Regions from separate parts of the Homo sapiens genome. Here region 1 is linked to region 2. The links are chromatin contacts, found by Hi-C in ENCODE. All regions are on one chromosome and are shown on one strand. The core of a region is the stretch at or near the end of the contact, and the rest is flanking DNA. Distances in the headings are between cores, read along the strand shown. Region 1 holds the start of RNF130 (ring finger protein 130). Region 2 holds the start of NSD1 (nuclear receptor binding SET domain protein 1).

Evidence for each region. A loop is a pair of places that touch in the nucleus more often than their neighbours do. Pooled maps may share reads with other maps.
Region 1: a map of ascending aorta shows a loop between it and region 2 (6-fold over the local background). The contact joins the promoter of RNF130 here to the promoter of NSD1 in region 2. A Hi-C loop is called at or near these places in 2 of 168 maps with a recorded cell type or tissue (ascending aorta and naive thymus-derived CD4-positive, alpha-beta T cell) and 8 of 50 pooled maps.

The regions. Positions count from the first base shown.
Region 1 is chr5:180,070,352-180,073,051 of GRCh38, forward strand. It overlaps RNF130 (ring finger protein 130), which reads right to left and starts at 1,408. Exons shown (of 9, transcript NM_018434.6): 1 at 1,105-1,408. The coding sequence starts at 1,351. RefSeq lists an enhancer at 1,082-1,789 and a silencer at 1,679-1,758.
Region 2 is chr5:177,132,325-177,135,024 of GRCh38, forward strand. NSD1 (nuclear receptor binding SET domain protein 1) reads left to right here and starts at 1,449. Exons shown (of 23, transcript NM_022455.5): 1 at 1,449-1,628. RefSeq lists enhancers at 440-991, 484-778, 992-1,545, 1,546-2,097, 2,098-2,651 and silencers at 815-1,484, 1,565-1,724, 1,785-2,084.

The DNA.
Region 1 (2,700 bases), core at 158-2,657, 2.9 Mb after region 2:
GTTGCGGACAGGCTACAGTAAAAGCCTTATGTGATTATTTTTCCCCAGCCAGACTGTCTCAAAGAAGAAAACAGCTTAGCACTTTGGCATACAAATACAGACCTCAGAGGGGCATAATATGTTAGTATCTTAAGAGTGTACAAGCAAATCATGACTTTATTTAGGTTGCCTACTTTAGGTCATCCTAACATGAACAGCAGTTTAGAAAAGAAAAATCCCCTCTCAGCATTCTCAGGGTGACAATGAGGGTGGGGATAATGGCAGATATCTCCCAAAAGTTCAGCGTGGGCCAAAACCCAAAAAATCATATTCCACGATGTGCAAAAGGTTTCTTTCAAACCATGACTAATAATTTAAACAAATACATGTTTACACCAAATAATCAACTAAACAAAGTCCTTGTTCATAGGAAAACATGACATTAAGCCGAATGGTTTCAAAGACAATTCTTGAAAATTTTACCTATTTCCCTTTTGGTCGGCACCCGTGACCTGAAAAGCCTTGGCTAGTAGTTCCGATTAGTGTCAGATCCTCATAATGTGACATTTTCAGGCGTCAAATTACAGTAAAACTACTAGGGCAAGAACAAGAGCCAAAAGCAACAGGGAAGATGTCCATTTTCCATTTACACCCCCCCCCCAATTTACCACTTAAGAAAAACGGCACGTTTTTATATTAGAAAAGGGCCGCATCCTTCCAGATCTAGCGCAGCCTTAAGTCCGTGATTTGAGGAACCTGCCGCTTCCAAAATACAGGCTGAGACGTCCTCCCCATGAAGTAGTTTTGCGCTCTTGCACCACCTCCTTTGTCTACGCTGTCCCTGCAAACTCCTAGCTCAATGCCCTCCAGCAAACGAGCTGCCTGAACGCAAAGATGACCGTTCCAAGTCTTTTTTAAAAGAAGGGAAAAACCCAGTCACGCTCCTGGAGCCTGGTTCCCACGGGAGCAGGCCGGGCTGTCCACGACGGAAGCCTCGACCCTGGCTGGGGCTGTCGGCCGGGCAGCGCGGGAGAGCCAGGGCCAGAGCCGGGGCCGGGAACCCTAGTCCCGCCGCCTACGCGGGATGCAGCGACCACCGCCCGCCGCCCCCGGGCCGGCACTCACCTCCGTGGAGGGGCAGCGGCGCCAGCACCTGGCCGCGGACCTCGGCCTTGGGGGAGTCAAGCCCGTAGCGCCCGCGGTCGATGCGAAACGTGAGCGGGGCGCCGCGGCCGGGCTCCTGCACCGTCACGTTGATGAGCGCCGTGTAGTACTCCTGGCTCGCGTTGTCTGCCCGTGCCGGCCACAGGCTGCAGGTCAGCAGGGCGAGCGCGGCGAGCCGGGCAGGGCCCGCCCGCCCCGCGCAGCTCATCGTCCCTCCGGCAGCCGCCGCTGCTCGCGGACCGGGCTCCGGGGCCGGCGCCTAGAGGCGGGGCGGGCGCGGCCCGGGCGGCGGCGGGAGCGCGCGCGCGCGGCCTGCGCGGGGCCGAGCCCGAGCGCGGCCCTCCTGGACGCCGCGGCCCCGCCGCTCGCCGCCCTCACGTCCACTGCCCGCCTGTGGGGACGCGCCCATGGGCCCTCGGCGAGGGCGGCGTCTCAGGTCGCACGCGGGCGTCTCTTCGGGGTCCCAGGAGGGTTGTAGAAGCGTGCCCCCTCCATCCCCCCGGGTCGGTCCCACCGAATGGGAGGCGCCTCGCAAGGACGCGGCGGGGGAGGGGAAGGGCGGCACGGGAGGAAGCGCCCCGAGGAGGGTCAGCGGAACACAAAGTCCCTCTCGCGCGGCTGCCGCCTGAGGCGCGTGTCCGCCGCCGCCCCGCCCCCCCGCTGGTCTAGCGGCAACGCGCAGGCCTAAGGCGCAGTCCCGCCCCGAGCGCATGCGTGCCAGGGCCTGTCCGCTCCCGCCCGCCTGCACGAGGGCCCGGGCAGCCGGGTCAGCCGCTGGTGCTGGTTGTTTCTCTGTCAGGCGTGATAGCCGCAGGGCGTGGAGCCCGGGAGATTTGCGAGGACGTATGGAAATGTGTGAGAACAGACTACAAAGGAAAAAAAGCCATAACTTTAAAAGAAATGTTTAAAATTAAATGTCATGAGATTTAACATTCACGTCATGCGGTTGACATCATGGATGGGGGATGTCTCTGGCCCGGACCTGCAGGGACACGAGTGGTTGGGAAAGACCTCTAGGGTAGCCGTCCCTAACCATTTTGGCACTGGGGGACGGGTTTCCAGGAAGAGAGTTTTTCCAGGGACTGAGGGAGTTGAAGTGGTTTCCGGATGAGGCTGCTCCACCTCAGATCATCAGGCGTTAGATTCTCGTAAGAAGTGGGCAACCTAGGTCCCAAGCATGCGCAGTTCACAGCCGGGTTCACGTTGCTATGAGAGTCTAATGCCGCCCTGATCTGACAGGAGGCGGAGCTCAGGCGGTGATGCTCACTCACCTCCTGCTCGCTTACTGGTTCCTCGAAGGCCCTGGGCCGGTACAGGTCCGCGGCCGGGCGGTTGGGGAGCCCCTGCTCTAGTGACTAGGTGAACTACTCCAGGGGCCCCCGGACCAGAGGGTTGCAGTGGGAACCCCCCCTCCACCTTCCGAAACGCGCGCGCGCGCACACACACACGACTCTCATTTTCTCTCTCCATGGCGTTTAAAAGATACACATCGCTATAAAGTATCAGCTAAAAGGAAGAATGGGGCAGTGCAGCCGAATTCAGGAACTTACAGGATCT
Region 2 (2,700 bases), core at 199-2,698:
AACTGCAGCGTCCGCGGTGCGAGGCGCGGCCCGTCCCGTCCCGGCCCCCAGCCCGGCGCGCACGCACATACCCACGCCGGCCGGCGCCCGCTGCCCGAGCCCCCGTGCCAGGCCCAGACCTTGACTAGGCGCGGGAGGCGGTGCAGGGACTAGAGGACCCCCTCCCCCGGCGTTCCCCTCGCCCCGCCCGAGGCTGCGAGGACCCCTGGGCTCGGGGGTGGTGAGGGAGCTTCGTCCCGGCTGGGCCCGGGCTGGGGACTCGGCCTCCCTGGGCGGGGGCCGCACGGCTGCAGGCCGAGGTGCGGACGCGCTGTCAGGCTGCAGCCCGGCTCGGTGCCGGGGGTGGGCTCAGCGCTGGGGTCGCCTGGCTTCGTTCCCCCGCGGAGGCCACGGCCGGGCGAGCAGTGCCGGGGCGGGTAACCCGACCCGGCTCCCCAGAGCCGCTCACCCCGCACGGCCCGGCAAGGGGAGGGAGAGGGATGGGGGGAGGGGGAAGGGAAGGGGTGGTGGGTGAGGGGCTGTGGGCACCGCAGGGCCGAGTCCCCGGCCCGTCTGCGCTGCTGTAGGGCGGCTGCCCGCGGCACCCGGGACGATCCAGCCTCTGCCTCGCGGGCGTCGAGCCTGAGACAGGAGGGAGCCCTGGGGCTGCACAGGCTTGGCTCAGGGAGGCAGACCCGAGCTGCTGCCTCCATTTTGTTTCCTGCTCAGCTTGGTCTGTGGTGGTGGTGGTGGTGGTGGTGTGGGTTTGGGGTGCGGCCGGGTAGGGGGTTCGCCTGCGGCCGCGTCTGCTCGGGGCCTGAGGCCTCGAAGACCCCAGCCCAAGCCCCCAGGTGAGCCCTGCGGCAGGAGGGGGGTTGCCTTGGCCTCGGGCCGAACCCAGCGGGCTGAGGGCAGGTGCCCAGTGGATGGGGAGCCTGGGCTGTAACCTAAGATGGAGGCCGGGACTGACGCGGGCCCGAGCAGGGCTGGCGGGACGATCGGACAGGCCTCAGCCGCGCCAGGTGCCGCCTGGGTTGGGGTTCGAGACGCGTAGGGTGCGGGAGCCGTGTGCGGCCCGAGGCCAGCGCCGTGCCCCGAGGTAGGTGAGGGGATCGGAATGCCACCCACGACGCCCGCAGGCCCCGACACTCCAAGGAGGCGCGCGAGGCCCCTGGGGAGCCCGCCTCAGGCCCCGCCCGGGCAGCCGGGCCGGCCCGTAGGCCCCGGCCGCGAGCGGGCGCGCAGGGGGAGGGGAGGGGGCGGCAGCGGCAGCTCCGCTGATTGGGCGGCGCTCTCACAAGCCCGACTTCACCCGCCCTGAACCCCGAAGAGTGAGAGAAGGGAACGCGCGCGCTCGGTGGGGGAAGGGGTGCGCGCGCACTCGGGGCCCAGCCGCACGCGGGCCGGCGCGAGGCGCTCGGTCGCACGCGCGGCCGCGGGGGCGCGCGCGGTGGGGGTGTGAGGAGGAGGAGGCGGCGGCGGAATAGGCCGGGGCAGGTCGCGCTCGCTGCCTTCTCCCCTGAAGAGAGACGCGGGGGGAGGGGGGTGCGGCGAGCGGCCCCGCTCTCTCCCCACCGCTCCGCTCGCACCCCAGTGTAATGAGGGTCACCCCCTCCCCCCAGCTGGCCCGGGAGGGGGCGCGGGGCACGGTAACTAGTGCGCTGGGGTGGGCGGCGGGCAGGCGCGAGGAGAAGGGAGGGAGGAGGGTGGCCGGGCGGGGAAGATGGTGGTGGCCGTAAGGTGAGGGGCTCGGGGGAGGGCCAGGCGCGATGCGGGGTTGGTGGCCGGCGGCGCTGCAGCCGCCGGCCTCCTCCCCCTCCCCCTCCTCCATCACTACCAGCCGGGCTCAGGCCTAGCTGGCCGGGCTGCCGCGAACTTCCTCCCGGCGCGGCCCGTGCCCCGCCGGCCGCCTGCGAACACCTCGGCCTCCGCCTCCCCTCAGGTAGCAGGCTGCGGGGCGCGGGGCCGGCTGCCCTCCCGCAGCAAACTTTGCTTGCTGCTGAATATTGATGAGAGCGATCGGCTCGGCTGGGAGGTGCTGCCGCGGCTGCGGGAAGGAGCGCGGCCCGGGCAGGCGGCGGCGGCGTCGGCAGCAGCCATGTTTTTCGAGCTGTAGCAGCTGCTGCTACCCTGACTGGGCTTCGCTGGCCGCCTCGGTTTCTCCCTCTGCCGGGTCCAGGCCTCTTCGCCCTGCAGCTGCGGATCCAGCAGGCCTGCATTCAGGAAGGCGAGCTCTGGGGTGCAGCCGCCTCGGCCGGCTCGCCTGCGGCCTGCGCACCGCCGCTGCAAAGGCTCCGGCGCTGGCTGGGCGCAGGGTGCAGCGCTATTGTGACCGCTGCGCCCTAGCGAGCCAGGAAGGGGGGGGTACCTTTTTGTGCAGGGTCCAGGAGCCCCCCTCGGACCCCGCAGCCTTTTGCTTTTGAGAGATCCAGCTGCTCGACCCCTGGCGAGGGAGGGGGAGGACTAGTCCTGTTTGAGAATTGGGAATTTTGACGGGCAGAGGGGTTTTAATTTTAGTTCATCCCAAGTGTCCACCAGTCTACAGAGGAGGAAAAAGAGACGGGCTGTTTCTATGTAGCAGGATCGGCCCAGCTTCGGGAAAATGGAGTTTTCAGAGGCTCATCGAGGCCATTTTTTCATCTCCAGTCGGGGGAACTTTTTCTGCCCATGGAAGTGCAGCAGAAAGGCATAGAGGCCACTAGGCCTTGAAGTGGCTGCCAT